Linked DNA regions of Homo sapiens: all the other regions are linked to region 1. Evidence: chromatin loops called from intact Hi-C (ENCODE). Cell type or tissue: mammary epithelial cell. All regions are shown on one strand. Each heading gives the region's core, and the rest is flanking DNA. Links, peaks and the distances in the headings are about the cores only.

Region 1 (7,355 bases), core at 897-5,896:
GGCAGTCAATATGCTTCCACAGGTAGGACCAAACTGGATGTTTTTGACCATAGATCATGAAGCTAAACTTCAGGTAATGAGGAGCATTATCAACTCCCTTTTCAGAGGCATTTGATTTAAAGGCACCTTTTAAATTCAAGAAACATTTCTTGAGTACTTGCTCTATGCCGTGCAGCGTGCCCAGCACTGGGATTTAAGAGGAACCCCATAGTCATGATGCCTGCCCCTACCATCTGACAATCTAGTGGGATGGCTAGGCAGCCAGTCCTAACAATGGGGTGTGATAATTCTGATACCTCTAGAAGGTGTGTAAGCACAGCGAAGTGCTAATAACTAGACATGTGGGGGCGGGGTTTGTGGAGTGCAGCCCTTGGGAGAGGGCTGAAGCGGGCCTTAATGGATGAGTAGAGATTAGTCTGGTAATGGTGGAGGGGCTAAAGTAGAGTAGAGGAAGGGGATTTCAGGCAAAAGGGACAAGGCAAAGCGAGAGAGTAAGGCTTCTTTGAGGATGGGAGGAGCTTAAGCGTGACCCTGACCTGTAGGAAGTGGTAACAGATGCACTTAGAAAAGTAAATAAGGGATAAAAGCTAAGAACCCCTAAACCACTCAGGGCACTGGCGAGCCATACAAATATTTTAAAGTAAAGAACACAGGATCCAATTTGCATTTAAAAAGATCCAATTGGGAAGCTGTTGCAGAAACAGGGAGGGAGGGAGTGTGATGGACAGTGAGGATGAAAATAAGTAAATGCATTAGAGGTGTTTAGCCTGTACAGTCTACAGAATTTGGTGATGAATTAAGTAAGCATTTAGCATGAGAGGCAGCACGTGGTCAGCGGCATTCAGTAAGTCAGTGCTAGGAGAAAAATATGCCAGATTGATGAAAATAGATTTATTATGTAAACATCTCCAAAGAAAAAGTTCAGATTCCCTTGGTATTCACATAGGCTTTCAAAGATATGCATCTATACATACATATGTTTAGGATCTTTCTCACAACAGATTTTTCTTGAAGATACTCAAACAAAAGCATCTTTAAAAAAAAAGTGTGATTCATTTTACACCATATCATAGGAGTTATGCTTACATAAATCCAGGGGAAAACACTTGACCACATTTGGGGTAAAAAAAAAATTTATTGAATTTTAATAAGAATCCATTTCCCATGTATTTAATTAAAATCATGATTGGTGACAAATGTAAATTAGCACAAGCATACCAAACTATTTGAACATAACTTTGCTCATACCCTTTATTTTAATGGAGAATAAATATAATCCTTCTTCTAATTAGAAAATTGAAATTTGGAAAAGAAAGGACATTTAAATTTATTAGATAATTATGAGGTGCCAGGAAGAGTGGTAAGATGATTTCTGCCAGAAACTTTTTGCAGAGCTTACCTGCCGTAATCCAGCCTGTGCTTATGTCTCTGAGCTCCCTTAATACCACTCTCACTACGACTGCGGGCTCGACAGTCTTCCTTCTGTTCCCCAAACCATCAAGCTACTGTCCGTCTCAGGGTCTTTGAACTTTACTTTTACCCTTGCCTGGAACATTATACCCTAGGATCTTTGTGTGTTTGGTTTCTTCTCAGCATTTAGATCTCAGCCACAAAGAAATGAAGTCTTCTCTGATAACTCAACCTGAAGTGGTGTTCCTATCTCTTCCCTTTCTATTTCATTTCCCTGGGCCTATTTCTTTGATAACACTCATCACTCATGAAAAATACCTTACTGAATTCGTCATCTCCTTCCTACTCTACTGTCTTCCCTCCTTCCCTCCACCCAATAGAATGAAAGTTGGGCATCTTATTTGTCCTGTACATCCCTCTTTCCCTAGCACCTAAATAATGCCTCAACCATAGTAAGTGCTCAATGAAATATTTATTAAATGAATACATGAGGACTTCATGAAGTAGAATTTTTTAAAACCCTGTTTTATACATGAAGAGATTCAGAGACATTAAGAAACTTGCCCAAAGTCACACAGTAAGTACATGGGAAAAAAAAAAAAAACTAGTAATTTATCCACAGATTGTCTTTTCCAAAACCATTTACAAGGCTGCTGTTGGAGAGGAAGGCAAGTCACACTGAGGCCTAACGGGTGTACTACATAGAAAGTTTGCTATTTGTGCTAGTATTTACCAATATTGTACTGATATAAGATGCAATGAGATATATAAGACAAGAATGGGCAAAAGCAAAAGAAACAATCTCTGGTCTCACTGCAACAATTGTCCTGGTTAAATTACAGAGTACCCAGGAAACTTAATTCTCATCAAACAGGTACTGTCAGCTGCACAGAAAGTCAGAAGGGCTGTGGAACTCATATATTTATACCTCAGTGTGTCTGAACACTAAAGTTCACAGCCTTCTGGGACACCATCTTTTACATTAGATTCACGTTCCTTAGCAGAGTGCAAATCCCATTTTGCTAAATAAAGGGTTGTCAGAAAGGGCTCCATGAACAGTAATGCCTGCTTTCGTTCATTCATTCAATAGATATTTACTTGAGCACCTACTACATGCTTGGTCTAGAACCTGAAACTGCAGTAGGATGCAGGAAGAGAGGGAGGGAGCCTTGTGTACACTAAGAGGAAGACTATTAGGACAGGGAACAGCAGCAGCAGAGGTCTTGAGGTGGGAGCATATCCAGCATATTTGAGGCACACAGCGAAGTCCAGGGGTGCAACCAAAAGAAAGTAGGCAGAAGAGGAGGTCAGAGAAGAAACTGAGTTCAAATGGTGGACAGCCTTCCTGCTAGATATAAGAGCCTTGGCTTGTATCTCGAGTGAAATGGGAGGCCATTGAAGACAGATCAGAGCTCACGTGTCAGGCGCCCTCTGGCGGTTTTGCTGAGAATGCACTTATGAATGAAGGAGGAGCCGGGAAAAGACCTAGCCTCAAGTGCAAGGGTGGGGAGACTGGAGAATTCGGTACATTCCAGAAACAGAAAAAGCCCAACATGACTGCACAAGAGTGAGCAAGGGAGAGAGTGGCACTAGATGAGGACTCAGGGGCCAAATCAGGCTGGGCGTCTGGAATGAACTTTGAATATAAGGAAAGTCACCATGCAAGGATGTTTTAATAAAATAAGCCCAGCACCTTGGGCAAAGAATGAACTCCTAACTCTTTCCTTAGCCAACAGTGGGACCTAAAAATGTGGTTTTCAGGCACAGACTAAAAAATAGCCTTAATTTTTTTAAAAGCATGCCAATAGGGTTATAATCACTGAATACACAACCTCAGGTGTATTTAATGACAGACATAGTGGTTATAATGTTAAAGTCCTTGAGGGATATAGAAATCTAACACTATCATTCTAGCTCCAAAGAGGGTTTTTGTAGTTGGTTGCCTCATCACACTCTCACTACCAATAAACTGCCTCATTTCTCCGTGACTACTCATATTGGACAAAGACATTTTCTGATATTTAGGAGAAAGAGACCTAAAATTGAAGTAGAAACATATTTGAGAACTTAGCTCAAAAGTTGTTTTTTTTTGTTTGTTTTGTTTTGTTTTGTTTTTTGAGACAGAGTCTCACTCTATGGCCAGGCTGGAGTGCAGTGGCGCAATCTCGGCTCACTGCAGTCTCCTTGTCCCGGGTTCAAGCAATTATCCTGCCTCAGCTGCCTGCCTAGTAGCTGGGACTACAGGCGTGCACCTCCACGCCCAGCTAATTTTTGTATTTTTAGTAGAGATGGGGTTTCACCATGTTGGCCAGGATGGTCTCGATCTCCTGACGTCATGATCTGTATCCCTTTTTCTTTTTCACCCTCAACAAGAATCCGTGAATTCTAAAAACTAGTCTATTAAAAAATCTCTATTTCTATATATCTATATCTGTATCTGTATCTAAATCTATAGCTGTATCTCTACCTATATCTATGTATCCATCTATCTATTTATCTATCTATCAATCTATCTACCTACTTATCTCTTGGAAAATGAGCAACTCTTTATTCTGACCATAGCATCCTTTGCATTAGATTGCCTGGTTTGATATGCTGCAAGAACAGCTTATCTCTGATGGAGTTCAAAACCAAATATTAACGGCTAATCATGCAGCGAGCCACAGGCACATGCTTGCTGACACCAGTAATTGTCTGCTTGTAGGAGTCAGTGCCTGAGGGGAGGCAGAAGTCACTCAGTTGAGCTTCTCTAAGTGAGCCATGCAGGCTTTGGGTGACACATGGGGATTTATAGCTGGAAGTGGAGAGGGGAGATGTCCCACCAACCTCCACCAGCCATCATTGGCCCTGGGACAGAGCCTACTCAGCATCTTTGGGAGGTTTATTTCTACAGCATGAGTGGGAAGGAAACAGAGCTGAGGATTTCACGTCTGGGTTAATTTCACTTCAAAGCTAAAGAAGTAACAGCTAATGTGTTATAAAACACTTTGAAATAGGTTTTTCTGATTTTGGGGGGAATCATTTGGAATTTCTGTCAAATCGCATTGGAAATGGAAGGAAATAAAGCACGGTGGGCAGAATCATGAATTCCCAACAATGTCTATGTCCTAATGCCTAGGACTTGGGAATATGTTACTTTACATAGCAAAAGGGACTTTCCAGATGTGATTAAGGTTAAGAGCCCTGAGGTGGGGAGAATATTTTGGATTATCCAAGTGAGTTTGAACTCATCCACATGTCCTTCTAAGTGGGGAAATTTTCCTGGCTGTGGTCAGAGGGAAATGTGACAACTAAAGCAGGCTCAAAGAGAGGCTACACTTCTGGCTTTGAAGATGAAGGAAGGGGCCATGAACCAAGGAATGGAAACAGCCTCTTGAAGCAGGAATCCAAGCGAAGAAAGAATCTTTGCTATGTGCTCCAGAAAGAGACGAAACCCAACTAACACCTTGATTTTAGCCCAGTGGAAATCCAGTCGGATCTTTTACCTATAGAACCGTAGGATAATCAATGTGTGTTCGCTTAAGCGTCTGTTGGTGGTAATCTGTTATGACAGCAATAGAAAAAAAGAATATGTAAGGTTTTTAGTTGCATTAGATACAAAATTAAACCACTCCAAAAAATCCTCATCATTTTTTTTTTCAAGTGATGTGGTACGTTTTTTAAAACCTGTTTAATAATGGTAGCTGATTCTATTCACTGACTTCTCTGCAAATGGAAATGGGGATTAGGTATAACATCAAACTAATGAATGATTGAAGGACAAAAGGTCTTAAGGCTGTTAAATCCCTTAATATTGTAGTAAGTAGGATCAAAAGAGAGATAGGATATAAGTTTTCTTTTAGAAAATTAAGTGATTGGGCAATGAGAATGCAGGACTTTATTATGCTAAATACACATGCCTATTTCCCAGTACACTGGCATCTGCAAAGACGACTGCAGCTTTCATTCCAGCACAACACCCACCCAACTTCGTCTTCTGCATAGAGTTCATTCCAGATCCTCTTCTGAGTAATACATTTTACATTCAAGTAGTAACTAAGGGAATCTAAAGCTGCAGTGTAATATGTAAACAATAATAAATTGTCCCCTTCCTTCCTCTGGGCTTCCACTTTCACTCAAATCTCTGATGTCAGTCCAATACCTCTATTTAAATTATGGTCTCGCATTCAACCACGAGTATATATTATTCTTGCTCCCTATTGAATACATCTTCTAAGAAGATGCACTGAAATAAATAAATGCAATATTTCAGAGAAAAACATGCAAATGAATAGAATCCTTTTACAAACACAGCAATCTGATGTGAGCATCTGCTATAACTACTCACTTACAAACAGGGGTGGGGAGAATCACTTAAGTATCTACAATAAATTCAAATATAGAGTGCCTACTAAGGAAAAGGTTGTATTAGCATCCCGGCATATTGATGAGACATCAGACTCTTGTCATTCTTAGTGCTACAGATGGTAGAAGGGAAGTATGTACTGGAACATCCGTTGGTTTCATCACTGCCTGGACTATCCGGATGATGCATTCTCTGTCAGTATGCAATCTTTGTGTGCTTTCATATTTTTTTCATATGCATGGCTAGGTTTTATGTTTAACTGTTTGTTTATTTTTAACAATTTAATGTCAAATATGTCTACTCTTTTTCAAGTAGGTAATTAGTAATATTCTATCAAAAACTAATTAATATGAAATACTAGATCAGTGTTTCCTGTCCCGTGTTTTGTGGAACACTTGTAACTTCAAAGTTATTTCTTAGAAAATTGTTTTTGGAAATGCTTTTTGTTTTTAAGTACTCAGAATCATTCTATAATAAAGAAATCTGTTTATTAGACACAGAGCTTCCTCAGTTTATTGGATCTTAGAACCTCCCTTCCCCAAGCCCCCCCCTCTTTTTAACCCACAGAAAATGTGTTATTATCCTTTGCATGCAGTGGAGTGCAGTTTGGAATATGCCATTCTACAGCAAGGGTTCTCAACCTGTGTGCTTTTGACACCTGGGCCAGGTAATTATTTGTTGGGGGTGGTGGGAGGGTGTTGACTTGTACATTTCAGGATGTTCAGCAGCATCCCTGGATTCTATCCACTAGATGCTAGTAGCACTCACCCACGTGTACAAAACAAAAACATCACCAGACAGGGCAACATTCCTTGAGGTGGCAAAATCGCCACTGGTTGAGAACCACTGTTCTGGAGGATCTGCTCAGTTCTGCAGAAGACTCTCTCGCATGTACTTTATTGCCAATATTCTGGTTATTTAGATTTTACTTTCTTCTGTCCATTAGTCCTAACTCGAACTTCTTCCACAGCTTAGGCTATTAATTGCCTGTCATTCTGCACTCATTCTCAGTTCATCAAACATGCACTTCACCTTTTACCTCCTTAGAAACACATCTTTTCCTGTGGAAACCCCACTCCAGCTGTTCGAAGCTTCCTTCTGGTCTCCAGGATCTCTGAACTCAAACCCTTAGGAATTTTTCTCACATCCTAGTGTTGTCCTAAAATCTCAATTCTTGTCACCAAAGAACTGCCTTCTCTCTCTAGTCCTCTGTGCTATGTTATTGAAACCATGGGTATTGACAGAAGAACAGGACTTGGTCCCGCGGAGTCTTCACAAGTATGTAGGCCAATCCATTTCAAAAAGTGTTTCCATCCTGAAATTTAGCTCGTAAGTTATGCGTGTTTTTAATAGGAATGGAATCTTCAATTTGACAAAGAATTTCCTTCTTCTCATCTACTTTAACTACATTCCCAACCTGTCTTTGCTTTTATGGGTAGACATCTTTTTGTCTTTATTTGCATATAAATGCAGAATAATGCTTCATACCTAAAAAAAGCATTATTAACATATGGATTGAGTTCAACATCAGGTTTAGTTGTATACCTGAAAAACATAAAAACTAGAAACAATAATAAATATGTCTTTTGGGCATGTGTGT
Region 2 (7,355 bases), core at 970-5,969, 130 kb after region 1:
GATCAGAGCAGGGGATATATCCTGCTAACTTTTCTTGTCAATGATTATTGAGAATGCCAACTATCATTCTGTGAGTGGCTGTTCTATGCAGAAATAGGGTTAGGGCTTTATATACGCATCCTTTCTGTGGTACACAAGCCCCTGCAGGATACTGTTCCCATTTTACAAAAAATAAAAACTGATATATAAAGAGTTTAATTTATTTGCAAGATGTTATAGAGCTACTATGTATGATAATTGTATAATACTGCCGCCTACTTCAACTACAACCACTACTAATCATCAAATAAATGGCCAATGAGTGACATGCCTTGAGAATTGTCTCTTAAGATCTGATTAGAGTTATCTTCCATTGTACACTGAAAAGAAACAAGACTCACTGGAAACTGAAATTAATTGGAAGAAAGCCTGCCCGATTTGAGTATTCAATGTAAGTTCCTAGGTTGAGTAATAGATTATATATTTACCCCTCAATAAAATACAAACCATCAAACCAAATAATATTCTCTGTCTTCAAAAAATAGCAAATGTTTATGTCATACATTAAATCTGGGAGAAGATGGGTTCAAACAAACCAAACAAGTCTTTATTGTTGAACTTGTCAGAGCTTTTAATATGATAACAGTTATTCTAAACTGGTAAAATATGGCTATTGTATGAATTAATTCTCAAATTCACTCCACCAAGGAACCCTTTCTTTGCAGAGCTTTGCACTAGGCTGGTGTTCTATGGGTTACATCTTACAAAATTTTATCGTGGGGAAGCTAGAGCAATGAGAACTCTCTTGCTTGCTTAGTGCAATTATTACTGACATAAATGTATAAAGACCAACCATATTAGATCAGCATTGTACTTTGTGCAGTTACATTTCAAAAGATGAACTTGGCCCATGATAGATGAATATCATGAACATTTTGTTAACAGATATGCATTGTTTTCTCAAGAAGAGAAGAAAGTAGATGTGGGAGAAATTTCTTACATCATTGTATGCAAATACATAGGTATTTAAAGTACAATTCCAGGAAGAAATGCCTGATTAAGACAAATCTAAGAGAAGTGGGTCAAAACACAAAACCCACATATTCAAAATGGAAAACATGTTTTATTGGAGAGCAAAGAAACAAAAATGAGACTAAAAAAATACCTTACCAAATTAAAGAGACTCAAGTTAAAGAGGAAAAAAATACTACTGAGGCATGGCACCATTTTTCTGCTTTTCTACATACACATACAGATACAACTGAATAATCAAGATGAAAGTTAAGCAAGACATGCCTGGGAGAAAAAAAATAAAAAGGAGTGGTTCTTCTATTACATTAAGCTTACTATAAACTTGCAATAACAAAACAGTATAGTAACAGTGCAAATATCTAGTAATGGATTAACCATTTAAGAAACTAGATCCTCATGTCACACACACACATACATACATGCATTTCTAAAGTAACTTAGCAAGTTAATGTCATTATAACATTATTTTTTAATTGCTAGGAGAAAATATAGTACGCATTTATTGAACCTTATAATGGGGATTTTTTTTAAAGCTGAGAAACAATTCAAGATATCTGAAATAGTAGAAGAAGACCTTAGACCTTACTACATCAAGATTTGAAATATCTTCATATGAAAACAAAACTGATTTTCATATGAAAAACAAAAAACACTATTTGGAAAAAATATTGGCTATGAATACAACAAGCAGAAGTTTCTTATATCCTAAAAATATTGCAATCTGACTTTTTTAAGAAAAATGTAATCAAGCAGAGAATTCAGTGGTAAGTAAATCAAGAGATAAGCATAAAACTGTAGAATAACTAAAATATAAATCAAACAAAGTAATTACTATTATTACTTATTACATAGACAAAGATGGTAAAATGATACATCAAATTATTCAAGCTTTTACCTTTTCACGGTAGCATTTCAAAATAATTTTACTTTTGTTTGTATATTGTTTCCAAATTCTTTTAAATAAATATATTATTATAGTTTTATAAATAAAATGTTAAAGAAAGTTATTTTTAAGTATCATGGAATTTGTAAGGCATACACATTGATAGAACATTAATGTAAAGTTTTTGAGTGCTATTTAATGCATAAGAGAATTTCCACTGTATAAGAATGAATGCAAGAAACAATCTTTATTTTTTAAATATTCACCTGTTTAAGTGGGTTAAAAACAAACAAACAAACAAACTTGGATGGGATTATGAATAATTTTTATTCTCTTCAATTTTTTTTCTAAATTTTCCAAATTTTCTGAAAGAGCAATTCTACTTTTATAGTTTAAAATATATATTTTTAAAATATGCTAATTTCTATTGCTATCATAAACTTATTGGGGAATATTTCCACAAAAGCATTGGATGCAATATGGTACAAAATGTGGCACTCAGCATTCCTGTGTGCTCTACACAGTTCACACTTATATTTGAATTCTGACACATGTTTAAAAAATAAAACTATTAGTGTTATGCAGAGTCCAATTTCTTTACTACTAGTTTGATAATATTCAACTATTGTTAAATAATTTGTGTATCATGCATTAAGGGAACACTGAACAGAGACAACACATGAAAGGTTGTGTGGCTTTGTGACAATGGTAAATATATCATTCTCTAATGGAAACCTAAGTATCATTAATTTTTTTTTTTTTTTTGAGACAGCCTCCCTCTGTCGCCCAGGCTGGCATGCAATGGCACAATCTCAGTTCACTGCAACCTCCACCTCCCATGTACAAGTGATTCTCATGCCTCAGCATCCCAAGTAGCTGGGATTATAGGTGTGTGCCAATAGACCCAGCTAATTTTTCGTATTTTTAGTAGACACAGGGTTTTGCCATGTTGCCCAGGCTGGTCTCGAACTCCTGACCTTAAGGGATCCGCCCACCTCAGCCTCTCAAAATGCTGGGATTATAGGCGTGAGCCACCATGCCTGGCCTGTCATCTGATTTTTATATTTCTTGGAGATCTGAAGGGAAGTTCCAAGAATAAACAGACAAGATGAATTAAATGGGTTCCAATCATAAATGAAAAACAGAAAGCCACATTCCACTTGTTGAGTAACCAGAATCCCTCATATTGTCCTTTGCAAACCAGTAATTCTACATAGGTTCTATCTACATGTCATTTCCATGAGTTCAGTAATTTTCTGCTAATGGTCTTTTGTATATGTGCTGTTTTTAAAAGATTATTACTTCAGTATATACTTACAGTAGATTTTATTTCTTTTGTTGTTGTTTTGTTTTAGCTTCCCAAGTGATTGTGGGAACAGAAATGGATTTAAAAAGTAGTCTGTAACTAAGTAACTAAGTATCAAAAGAAAACAATATCCCTTAACAATGCTTATTCATATCAATTCATTTGGATGAAAGCTAATTGTATTGGTCACTACATAATTACATTCTAAAATGAATTTCACACAATACACCCATTGATGGAGAGAAAGAAATGCTCTCACAGTCTGTGTAGAAATATAAGTGATACCTCAAATTAAGGAGAAATGTGATGCACGAATATTCAATGCAGATACACAAACTACTATTATATATAGACCTAAGCACTGTCACCAGGCTTAGCCTATTAGCCATAACCAGGTGGACAATCAAGATATTTTGAATACGGAGACAAGGAGAATTCCTCTCCAATCCAGTTTTCTATTACGTTATCCAGTGGACATTTGCATATTGCAGTTATGTTGCACGTTCATGTCATTTATGATGAAACATATGGAAACTTAATTCTCTGAGAAGGTGAACAGTGAGCCCTGGGAATATCACTCACTTTCAACAGATTGAAATGGTCTGATCACCTCCTGCCATTCCCAGTCTTTTCTGAGTGTGGTTGCCTCTTTGGATCTCAGCATGTGATTCCCACTAATGGCAGCAGAGGGAGGTGCTGGAGCTCTAGGTGAACATGCTTGTGAATTAAAGCAGACCTTTGCAAACCACATGGCTCACGGGCTAAGGGGGGAAAAAGAGGAATTTCCCAGTCCCAGTAATGCTTTCTGACATATAAAAAGGGAAAATAGTTACACCTTTCACTGCATCACTGTGGGAAACTAATTTGTTTTGACATACTGAGAAGTAATCTGATGTTCGTATTTATTCCGAAAAAAGCTGTATTAGCTAAAAACAAATTTCATGAATAAAACCACGGATACATAATCAGACATGAACATCTACTGAGCATGTTGGAGATGTAGGGAATTAACTATTGCTCATAAACTTCTCTTTAAAGGAATCTAATTTCTATCACTTTGAAATCTTTTCCAATTCTTCTCTCTAGCACCACCAGCACCCAGGACACAGCTGTCTCCAGGAACACATGGAAACATTATACCCAGAACACTAGTGTGCATTGATCCGACCCACTGGTATCATGCTTCTCCTTCCAAAAGGCCTTATAAATGATCTTGAATGAAGAGCCATTTCAATACTATTCTTGGCACAATGACAGTCACTGAAAACCTTTCTGAGTGACAGGCTGTTTCACAACAAGCGGACATACTACCTTATTTGTTTATCTTCAGTTTATGAAAGGCTAATATTGAAAATTCTATTTAAACCCAAGAATCATCGAAATACTCCCCAAACTATTCTGGCTGGGAGAAGCATAGAGAAATATATTGGGCCTTAAAGATATAGAAAGAAAGGGGAAAAACCCAATGAAACCTCAGTGAGTGATAAGGGAGTTGGAGTTACAAGTATTAAAAGAGATGAATTGCATTAACCCCTGCCCTTCCCCATTATATTCACTGCCCACTGGAAACAACAACAGAATTACTAAAATCCCACACTCTCTAATGGGATGGTAATAGGATTCAGAGGCCATTAGGGTAAAGGCAATCCATATTTTACACTGTAATAAGCTCAGACTGAAGATGCTGCACCCCCTCAGAGCCCAACAATTACTAATTAACATTAACAAACTTACATGCACTTTCCAAATTGAAAAATAAACCCAAGTTAAAAGTCAAAGGTCTATTTTTTCAACAACTTAGATATTTTTGTGAATAAAAATCATCTAACTAAATTGAAGAAAAATTCTTTCTTTACTCTGGTATTGATTATTACTCATTCCAGAACGCTTTGGAAATGAGGGATACTGTGATTGTTATAAGGTGGTTATAATTCTCTACTAATAGAATACATTTGCTCATTGGCAAGTACGTTCCATTTTTTAAATTACCTCTTTCCCTAAAATATTTTCTTATTCAAGAATAAATATAATAAACTATCCTGGGTATTATGAGTTTGCACATAAGACATAGGAGTGGATTCAACAGGACACCCTGGAGAAGGAAAGGGAGAGTGAGACAGAAATGAACAGTCTGCTACCATCCTCAGGGAACCAAAGATTAAAGGAAGGAGGATATGTCCCAAATTAAAAGAGAAATTACAGTTATACATTGAAATCATTTAACATGCATATTGTCAGAGGAACAGTTAACTGACCAGCCTTTCATGTTTATTACTACAGTAGTCCCTCCGTATCTGTGGGGCTTGGTTCCAGGACCCCCATAGATGCCAAAATCCACAGATGCTCAAGTCCCTCAAATAAACTGGTGCAGTATTTGCGTATAACCTACATACTTCCTCCCATATACTTTAAATCATCTCTAGATTACTTGTAATACCTAATATAATGTAAATGCTATGTAAATAGTTGTTATATCACCTGTTTTTTTATTTGTATTATTTTTATTATCGTACTCTTACTTTGTATTTTTTTGTTTTGTTTTGTTTGAGACAGTCTCGCTCTGTCACCCAGGCTGGAGTGTAGTGGTGCTCACTGCAACCTTGACCTTCTGGGCTCAAGCAATCTTGTGACCTCAGCCTCCCGAGTACTGGGACTACAGGTGTATGTCACCATGCCCAGCTTATTTCTTTATTTTTTGTAGAGATGCGGTTTCGCCATGTTGCCCAGGCTGGTCTCAAACCCCTAAACTCAAGTGATCCACCCGCCTTGGCCTCCCAAAATGCTGGAATTACAGGGTGAGCCACCGTGCCTGGCCTGCTTTTTTATTATTCTTATTTTCAGTATTGTCAATCTATGGTTGGTTGAATCCATAAAGGTAGAACTCAAAGATACAAAGGGCTGACTATAATTAAAATAAAAATTTTATTATTTGATTAACATTTTTATTCTATTATTATATAAATAACTTCTAGCATGACTCTAAGGTTGTTTATGTCTTTGTGTAACATAGAAATACAATGTTTTTAGGAAAATATCTTGATTGATAAGTTCTTAGAATTTCACCAGAGGTGTGGAAAAGAAGCAGAGAAATTTGGGAGTACAATATCCTCACATAAAGTGACATGGTCCCATAGGCCTAATTAAAAATAAATCAATATATATTTATTCTGCATCATCATTTCTGACTCTCCAGTTCCTAGCAAAATGCCTGATATTCAACAGACAATCTGTATTCATGATCACAATGCTCAGAGTCCATGGTCTATTTAAACAGTTCTGATATCCAAGGTTCAAAATCTTGTAAACATCACTAGAGTGGAGAGAGGTAGTCACCACTTTTAGACTACCCTCCAAACAAGTGTACTTTTCATCATAAATTACATGATCAGAGACTAAGAAGAAAACATCTAAAGAGTGTACATCTTCCTCCAACTAAAATAACGATTCTATTCTGGGGATTAAGGATCCGGATCTACTTCAGGGTGGAAAATAGAGAGAGAAGAAGGATGATGCCCTAGGACACTTTGAATCTGCCCTAGACTAAGACTTGGGAACAAACACAGAGGTTAATGATTTGTGGTCTTTTGGAGGTGGATATCTTCTTTTAATCCATACATTGTGAGTATTTATATATTTGCACATTCATTCAAGAGTTATTGATGAAATTAACATTATGCTGCCAGATATTTTTCTAAGCATCAGTGATACAGCAGCAGATAAGCTAGACACACATGGCTCCTGTCCTCACTGAGTTTAAAAGCTTAGGTGTAGCCCCAAATCTACTAAAAATATAAAAATTAGCCGGGCGTGGTGGCGGGCGCCTGTAGTCCCAGCTACTTGGGAGGCTGAGACAGGAGAATGGCGTGAACCCAGGAGGCAGAGCTTGCAGTGAGCCGAGATTGTGCCACTGCACTCCAGCCTGGGCGACAGAGCGAGACTCCGTCTGAAAAAAAAAAAAAAGAAAAGTAAAGAAAGCTTAGGTGTGAGGCGGGAGAATACGGTCTGGAGGGGTAGGGAATCTAAGGCCGATTGATGCTGACTTCCTAGAACTGAATGAAAAGGAAAACCCCACCTCTTCATGCCCAGATAACAAAAGGATCAGCCTCAGCCGGCTTCTCCCTTTGCAACTCCCCTTTCCATGCCTCACAGATGAAA
Region 3 (7,355 bases), core at 937-5,936, 97 kb before region 1:
ATGGTGCAGGAGGCAATTCAAATGAATAGAAGGAGAATTTGGTGGCAGGGGGGTGAGGGGAAGGGTTTGTAGACTTGTACATTGTGTGTGTCTGTGTGTGCGTGTGTGTGAGTGTGTGGGTGGGTACACATGTATAATTACATATATGCACACACACATGCATGCTTTATGGATCGGTAATTACCTTCACTGCCCAAACATCAATTTTTGTTTTTCATGGAAAAGAGCTAAGCATTCTAAGCATCTGATGAAAATAGAGCTCCACCAATCTGCAAAATATGGACAGAGAGGTAGGGCATATCTCTATTTCAGCACTTTGAAATACAAAAAAAAGGGAAATTTCCCATCACAGGCCAAAGGCAAACTAGCACTATCAATCTCCGACCACATTTTCCAGACTAAGAAAAAAATCTGGCAAGCGATGCAGTACAAAGGGTTGCCTCTCTCACACTGGTAACAACCTTTATCAAACGGATACATTTACCTATTTTTTTCCAAAGATCTCACCCCACTTTCTCAAATAGTTCATTAAAAAATCCAAATGGGTTTAATAAAACGTTTATCACCTAACAAATGGTTCCAACGTCCGTTCTTTTCTTGTCCTGAAGATCTGTGTGCTTATTTTGTCAGAAGCACAAAAAGTAGAAATGCAATTGCATTGGTACTGATGCTAAATGTTAATCGATTTGCCTAAATGCCTGCTAATAGCCCCCCTACAATTAGCTAGACTAGTAGTGCATGCCTAATGTGTTGTTGTTTTTGTTGTTCTACTTGCTTCTTTGCTTCTCCTTCTTTTATTAGAGAGGAAAAAAAAGACCCCTGGAAAAAAGTAAAGGCCTTTGCATGTGAAACATCTCCAGTGTGACATGTGAATTCTGTAGAAAGAACATATATTCTGAAACTATCCCACAGTTCTGACATTCTGTCATGAAGGTGACAAATCCTAGTGCTCTAATGTTTCATTAAATTAAACATGAAATGTTTAATGTTTTGTTAAATTAAACATGAAGCTGTGACTCTGCGCCCAAGAACCACAGGCTTCTAACAATTCCTCACATTCCTTCAGGTCACTTCTTAGGTTATAAAAACTAAGTTTTGTTTAATAGAAGTATTGCATTTCCCTGCACTTAAGATGTACTTTCTTCTAACGCACTTATAAATAGAAACTAACAAGCGACCCAGTTTTTGCATGTTTAAAACAGGTTTAAACTCAGTCCTACGGAGACCAGCTTATTGACAACCCCTCAGCTAACCCTCTATAATCATTTTTTTTTCCTTTCAAACATTCACAATGTGACCGAGAGGGCGTGGGTGTTACATTTTTAATCAAATCCCAAGCCCATTTCACAGATGGGCATGCTCTTTCCCAAAGAGTGGAAGGTTTGCTGGAAAAGTGTCCAAACAGATTCCTCAGACTAAAGACTAAATCTTGCCTGCCCCAATAAAACAAAACAAAACAAAACAAAACAAAATGAAAAAACAAACAAACAAAAACCCTGTTTCGCCTTTATCCATGAAGATAAAACTTTTCCTTCACAAGACAAAACCACAGCACTAATTTGGGAAGGCATTTGTCCAAGCAGAGAGAAGTACGCGGGGCTTTTGAGACTACTGAATGAAAGTTCTGGTGAAACCACTTAAAGCAGTAGATAAGCAAAGCACAGACCCTAATGAGAGAGGATGGAATGAAACTCAGACAAGAACGTACTCCTTTCCTTACCAGTTCAATGAAATCATCAAAAGGGACTTGTAGAGTTCTTAGTAATAATACATTTATAGCAATACATCACATAACAAAAAAAATTTCCAAAAACTATGTTATAAAACACTCCATATTTTAAATGGAGAAAGAAGAAAACAACAAATCTGTAGCCAAATAAGAGGAAAATATATACTCTTTTCCCACGATGGAACTATCGGATCATGTTTACATTTGTCAAGTAAATTTTAGTGTGCTATATAGATGGTTTCTAAAGGACATCCCATAATTGTCAAACCAACAACAACAGAGAACCATCCCCCAAAAGGACAAGTCACACAAAGCCTTCCTTCCCAATCAAACTTGTCATCTATGCTTTTTCTGTGTTTACACAGCAGCTCCTATCACTGGCCAAAAACTGTAAAACAGCCCAGATTTGAACAGATCCTTGCTCTGCGAGAACCCTCTCCCAGCTAGTTTACCCAAATCGGTAGGAATGTAATTGACACTTACCATTCTGAAGCTTCATGTCTGTGAGGCAAACTAAATAAATTAAATGGATCCTGCTTGAATCTTCTTTTCTAGACCCCAAATGCCTTAATCAAAAGGAAAACAAAACAAAACAAAACAAATGTTCCCTGAGGTCCTTTTCTAAACCACCAGAGTATAGGCAAAGGAATCGCTGTCCCTTTCACTAAATGCCCAGAGCCTGTCCCTGAAGATCCTCTACAATAGAGAATTATTCCTTACCCCACTCCCCACCTTTTCCTTCACTTCTATCATTTATGGCCAAGACTAGGCTTAAGTTGCACTGTAAATCAAAATCTGGAAGATGTTTCAGTTGGATATTTGGCTTGGCAGACCTCCTGTGAAAATCCCACGTGAAGACACATTGTTTCCTTCCTGCAAAAGAACTGTGGCGTTTGTGGTCCCTCTCCCTCTCCCAATGCACACTTTGCCTTTAAATGAGCTTAAGCTGCAGGACTTCATTTGGGGTTAGTTGTCCCGCAAAGCTCATTTGGCTCTTCCCATTAAGGCAAGAGGCTCTAAAAGGCTAGCAAGATGCTTTTCACTATGTTTGAGGGGCCAGTCATATCTTGTTAGCAACAGCTGCATACACTTACCCGGCTCTCAGGGCCTTGACGGAGATATCCTATTCCTTGTGGGATTAGGAACGCAAAATGAAATTAACCAATCTTAGCCGGAGCCATCCAGGCCACACCAGATTCTCATTCTCCAAAAGCCAAGTGAGGCACCTTCCTCTGGAGTTCCTCCTCTGTTGGCTTCTCCCTGGCACATCCAACCTGCCAAGGTCCTGGCTGCAGTTTCAAAAGTACCACTCAATAAAAGGATTTCAAAGGCTGTGCCGGGAGCCGGGAGCTTCAGATCCCAGTTTGGCTTTTTCTCCATCAGCATTCCTCAGCAAGCCTGCACAAAGCGAGGTACGCTACATTATTTATGTCAGCTCTAGGCTCTGGAAAACACACACTGGCATCCTGATTACTAAGAATCCTCATGGATACAATTAAACTGTTCCCACATATATTTCTCCCCCTCTCTTCCCTGATTCAACCTCTTTCAGAGGGAACAAAAACACTTTGAGGCGTGTCCCAACTCATCTATTAGAAGCCAAGAGGGAATTAAAATATGGCCACCACAGCAAATGAGCCCAGGGAAAAGGACTCTTTCCCTGGAGTGAGCAGAAGACACTCCAGGGAGGAAGGTTCAGATAACAGTTTGGGAAATGCCCTTCACGTGACCTCCCTGGGTTTAGGAAATTGACATGGAAGCAGCAAAGTTGAGGCAATACAAAAAACATTTTGATGAATTCATGGAAGATTGATTTAGAATGGGCTGTTAAGGGAAGTAAGGAATATTTGGTGACATGACTAACCTTCCTAGCTGGATGGAGAGCAATCACGCTCACTCCACAAATGCTCCTTGGTGCCCCATTGAAGCCACAGCCCTAGACAGGAAGACCACAGATTTAGCCAAGTAGAGCAATGATTCTGTCCTCAAGTCTCCTCTTCAGCAAAATGAACAGTTCTCCAAGTTGCAGTCCGCCATTTCCCTTCTCTATAGCTCAACAGCACATTATGAGCTGGGCATGTTAGCCACAGGCAGAATGAACTGCACCCTGGCACGGTAAAGGTAAGATGATGACAGGAACTTCCTCTTTTGGAGGAGTAATCAGAAGGCTATGAAATTCCCCCAGTGTCTAGCTAGAGAGTCCCTGCTTGGCAGGCAGAGGTGACTTCACTTTGTGAAAGCCCCAGGCACCGCTTAGTGAAACAACCTTTGGCAGGACCTCACAGTTAAGTCAGTTCATCTAAGCAAGAAGTCAGCTTGGGGAAAGTCAATTGTCTCATCCAAGAACACAAGGAGGCAAGAGCCACCTGCTTCTCTCAACAGCTTCTCCTGAACATGCATCCCTGTGTTTTGCCAGTTTCCTTTCTTTTTCTTTTTTAAGTGACTGTCACTTCCAATGACTTTGTCCAACCCAACTTAGATATCTTGGGAGGAAAAGCGCTGTCTGAGATGGAAGCAATGGATAGAGAACACAGTGCAGGTCAGTAGAAAAGAGCCCGGACAGGGGAAGTCCCACTCTCCAGTGCACACATTAGAAAAGCAATGGGAATTGGGCTTCAGTGCAGGAAGAAGCAGGACTTCCCTCAGCAATAAATGAATGAAGAGTAGCATTAGAGAACGCGCACGCACACACACACACACACACACACACAGTCACACACCACACAATGATACAACCCAGCTACCCAAAAACTGGATGAATGGCAAAAAGTAAAGGATACAGATTGCCCTGTGGGATGATGTCACGTGAGTGTGTTGGTTCCCTAGGCCCAGAATGCTGGGTTATCCAGCCCACTAACCTTTAAGGAGGCCCTGGCCACATCTGGAAACAACTGTGCTCTCAGCTTGAAGCGGTTCCTCTCATCCTCCCCACTAAGGAATTCAACCCGCGTTGTAATTTTTTGAATAGGGTTTAAAAGCAACTAACTGGAGCGATGAGAACAGAGACTGTTCCTTGGGATGCAGATTATTGAAGAAAATTATATCTTTTTCCAATAACTAAGTCATAATCAACTCAGAAGCTGACCTCAGGCTAAAAGTCTCAGCAAAGATCCCTTGGGACACCCTCACTGCCCTGAGTGCTGTGATGTGGGAAGGCCTAAGGGTCTGCCAGTCATATGCTGACCCCGTGGCCTTGGGAAAGTTGTTCATCCTCCTTGAGACTCAGTTTCCTCATCTGGAAACTATGGGTAATGAGATCATATTATTTTCGAGGATTCAGTAAGAAATGTAAAGTACTTAGTTAGCTCTGTGCTTAGCATCTTATGAGCTTATAACAACCCTCAGCTATTATAAATTTTCAAAATGTTATCAGTTAAATGGCACAAAACTTACACTGACGAGGTTCACACATGCATGAACCACATCTCTAAGTGCTCCCCAAACAACCAGATTGTTATTGACAATCTGTGTGCAAAGCACCGTAGTCATCACTGTCATTTGCCTTCAATAAACTTGTCTAGATGAGCTGCCCCATGACAGAGATGTCAATAAAAACTAAACAAGAGTATAAAAACTGAGAACATTAAGAGGAGGATCATGAAAGTTACCTTTTTAAAAAGGAGATTCCATAGTTTTCAACATCAACTGAACACCTTTCTGTTGATTTAACTGTAAAGTAACACTATTTCAGATTTTTGATACCCAAAACAGGGCTGCTGTTTAGGAGATGGGGGGAAGAAAGTGACCATGAGCCGCACCCTCTAGAATCTTCATCCTTCTTATCTATACATCCCGTCTCCCAAGTTACAGGGAAGAGAGGCTGAGAACTTCCAATCTAATGCAAAACTGGCATTTCCTGAAGGAGGGCAAAGGTGACAGGACAAATGAAGGGACTTTGCTCAAATTCATGCCCCCAGCAGAGCTGGGCTGGAACACACAAGACTGACTTCCTATCAAATGTCCCCACCATTCCCCCACAAGGCTGAAGGTAAAACCAGTGGAACTCATAGCCAGCGTTTCATCTCACTATCCGACAAATTGGTTTCAGTTCAATCCAGCCTCTCTACGTTAATACTGAGCTTACATGACCCATATTTAACTTTTTACTGAACATATTTTTTTTTCAGATAGTGATTGCTTTAAATTTTGATTTTAAGGTCCTACTTTGTAGAGAAAAGGTTCTACTTTTCACAGTTTGTTAAGCCATCTAACTATCTAATGGTTTTGATGGCCACTTCTAAATCTTTTGAGTAAGAAAAGCAATACTTCAAACTCTTCATATTTTATAAAGGCTGTCTTTTCATAAGATGGCATCACACATATAAGTTATTAATATCTTTGAAGAATACAGAAGTTTTTTCCATATATTTTTCTCTAATGATATAGTTAAATAGATAATTGCACCCTTTTCTGTATAAACAAATAAAAGATATCTTGAACATGCAGTTATTTGAAGTACTAATCACACTTCTTGCTTACATAAACAAAGGCTTATCAAAATTATAAGTCTTCAGAAGAAGCAGATTCTACAACATTTTCTCCTCTAAGAAATATCAGCACACTATATCCTGATGCTGGACTGAGTGAACATCATTAAGATCCTTTTCTCAATTAGAGTTCCAAACAACTCTATCGTTTGCTTCCTGTCAAAACACCTGAACAAAAATATGATATGTTGCATCATTCGCTGAAGCTATTTCTCCAGTTGGAACATGAATTACGAGTCCTTCTGAAACACATCAACCAAATCAAGTTGTAACAAGGCCCTGTTTTATTCACTGCACAGATCTCAGCTAATCACTTTCTAATACGAGTCATGATTGTGCTTCATTAAGTTAGCATTTCTCTTATTTTTCCCTTATTTAGTATGTACTTCCATGGTACATACTAATGGTAGAGCCAGCAATAAGTTGAACATTTCTTGCCTTACAAGGTGTACTTCACCCGGGTCATTCTGACTTTGCTGGGCCATTTGTACTTTTACAATGTGTGGGGTTAAGAATGCTTGTTATAAAACACAGGTCTTTCTTTGTCTCTAAATAATACGTAGGCACTTGTGGTGGTCTTTAAATTCTAGGATTTTTTTTTCCATATGGAAGTTCTCACTCAATTTCTAATGATGAATGTCTCTAAATACACACTGCTGAGGTGAAGTTGTGTCTCACTGGCGGCAGAATTGAGAAACTATCACTCCTTCCAACACAGCAACCCGAGGAACTGCCTGAGGCATCCACTTCCTGTTTCCACAGGGGCAGAACAGTTGTTTAAGGCTATCTTTAAATTGGTGGCTTAGAAAATTAAAGTGGCAGAGAAGATTCAGAAACTGTATAATCCTCATCTGAATAACTTTTGTAAATGAAGCAAGAGAAAGCAGTCATCTTGTTTCCTGAAGTTAAAGGTAAGGTCTTTAGAAGGAGGGCTCATAGCATGTTTCTTGTCTATACAAGCTAATTCAAAAACTTGGTTGATTCTAAGTTGTGGTTGGCCAAGAAAGAAGCAGGTAGAGAGATCAAAGGGAATACAGGAAGGGAGTAGAATGTGGCTCCATGTTCCCCACACCTTCCCCTCCCTTCTGTTCCGGAAACAGGTGTCTTCTGCATACTTCTTGGGATCCTTCATGATTGAT

What was found. Hi-C counts contacts between places; a loop is a spot of excess contacts. Peaks named below come from ENCODE experiments on the same cell type or tissue, not always from the same donor. Only the 100,000 strongest peaks of a DNase experiment are listed, where the experiment ranks them.
Region 2: it touches region 1 in a loop (7-fold over the local background); 6 of 110 quality-filtered maps call a loop at or near these places.
Region 3: a loop joins it to region 1, with 4 times the contacts of the local background. A loop is called at or near these places in 5 of 110 quality-filtered maps.

The regions. Positions count from the first base shown.
Region 1 is chr5:167,718,948-167,726,302 of GRCh38, reverse strand. All of the region lies in intron 4 of TENM2 (teneurin transmembrane protein 2), which reads right to left. Among named protein-coding and RNA genes, the nearest start is that of TENM2-AS4, 62 kb to the right of the region's middle. In mammary epithelial cell, for the core only: a CTCF peak has its summit at 2,841 (motif pointing left); a DNase peak (open chromatin) is centred at 2,872; H3K27ac peaks cover 1,033 bases.
Region 2 is chr5:167,584,504-167,591,858 of GRCh38, reverse strand. The region is part of intron 4 of TENM2 (teneurin transmembrane protein 2); the gene reads right to left. Among named protein-coding and RNA genes, the nearest start is that of TENM2-AS4, 72 kb to the left of the region's middle. In mammary epithelial cell, for the core only: a CTCF peak has its summit at 3,880 (motif pointing right); no DNase peak of the experiment used is centred there.
Region 3 is chr5:167,816,144-167,823,498 of GRCh38, reverse strand. All of the region lies in intron 4 of TENM2 (teneurin transmembrane protein 2), which reads right to left. Among named protein-coding and RNA genes, the nearest start is that of TENM2-AS3, 130 kb to the left of the region's middle. In mammary epithelial cell, for the core only: no CTCF peak of the experiment used is centred there; a DNase peak (open chromatin) is centred at 3,918; H3K4me3 peaks cover 2,337 bases; H3K27ac peaks cover 3,994 bases.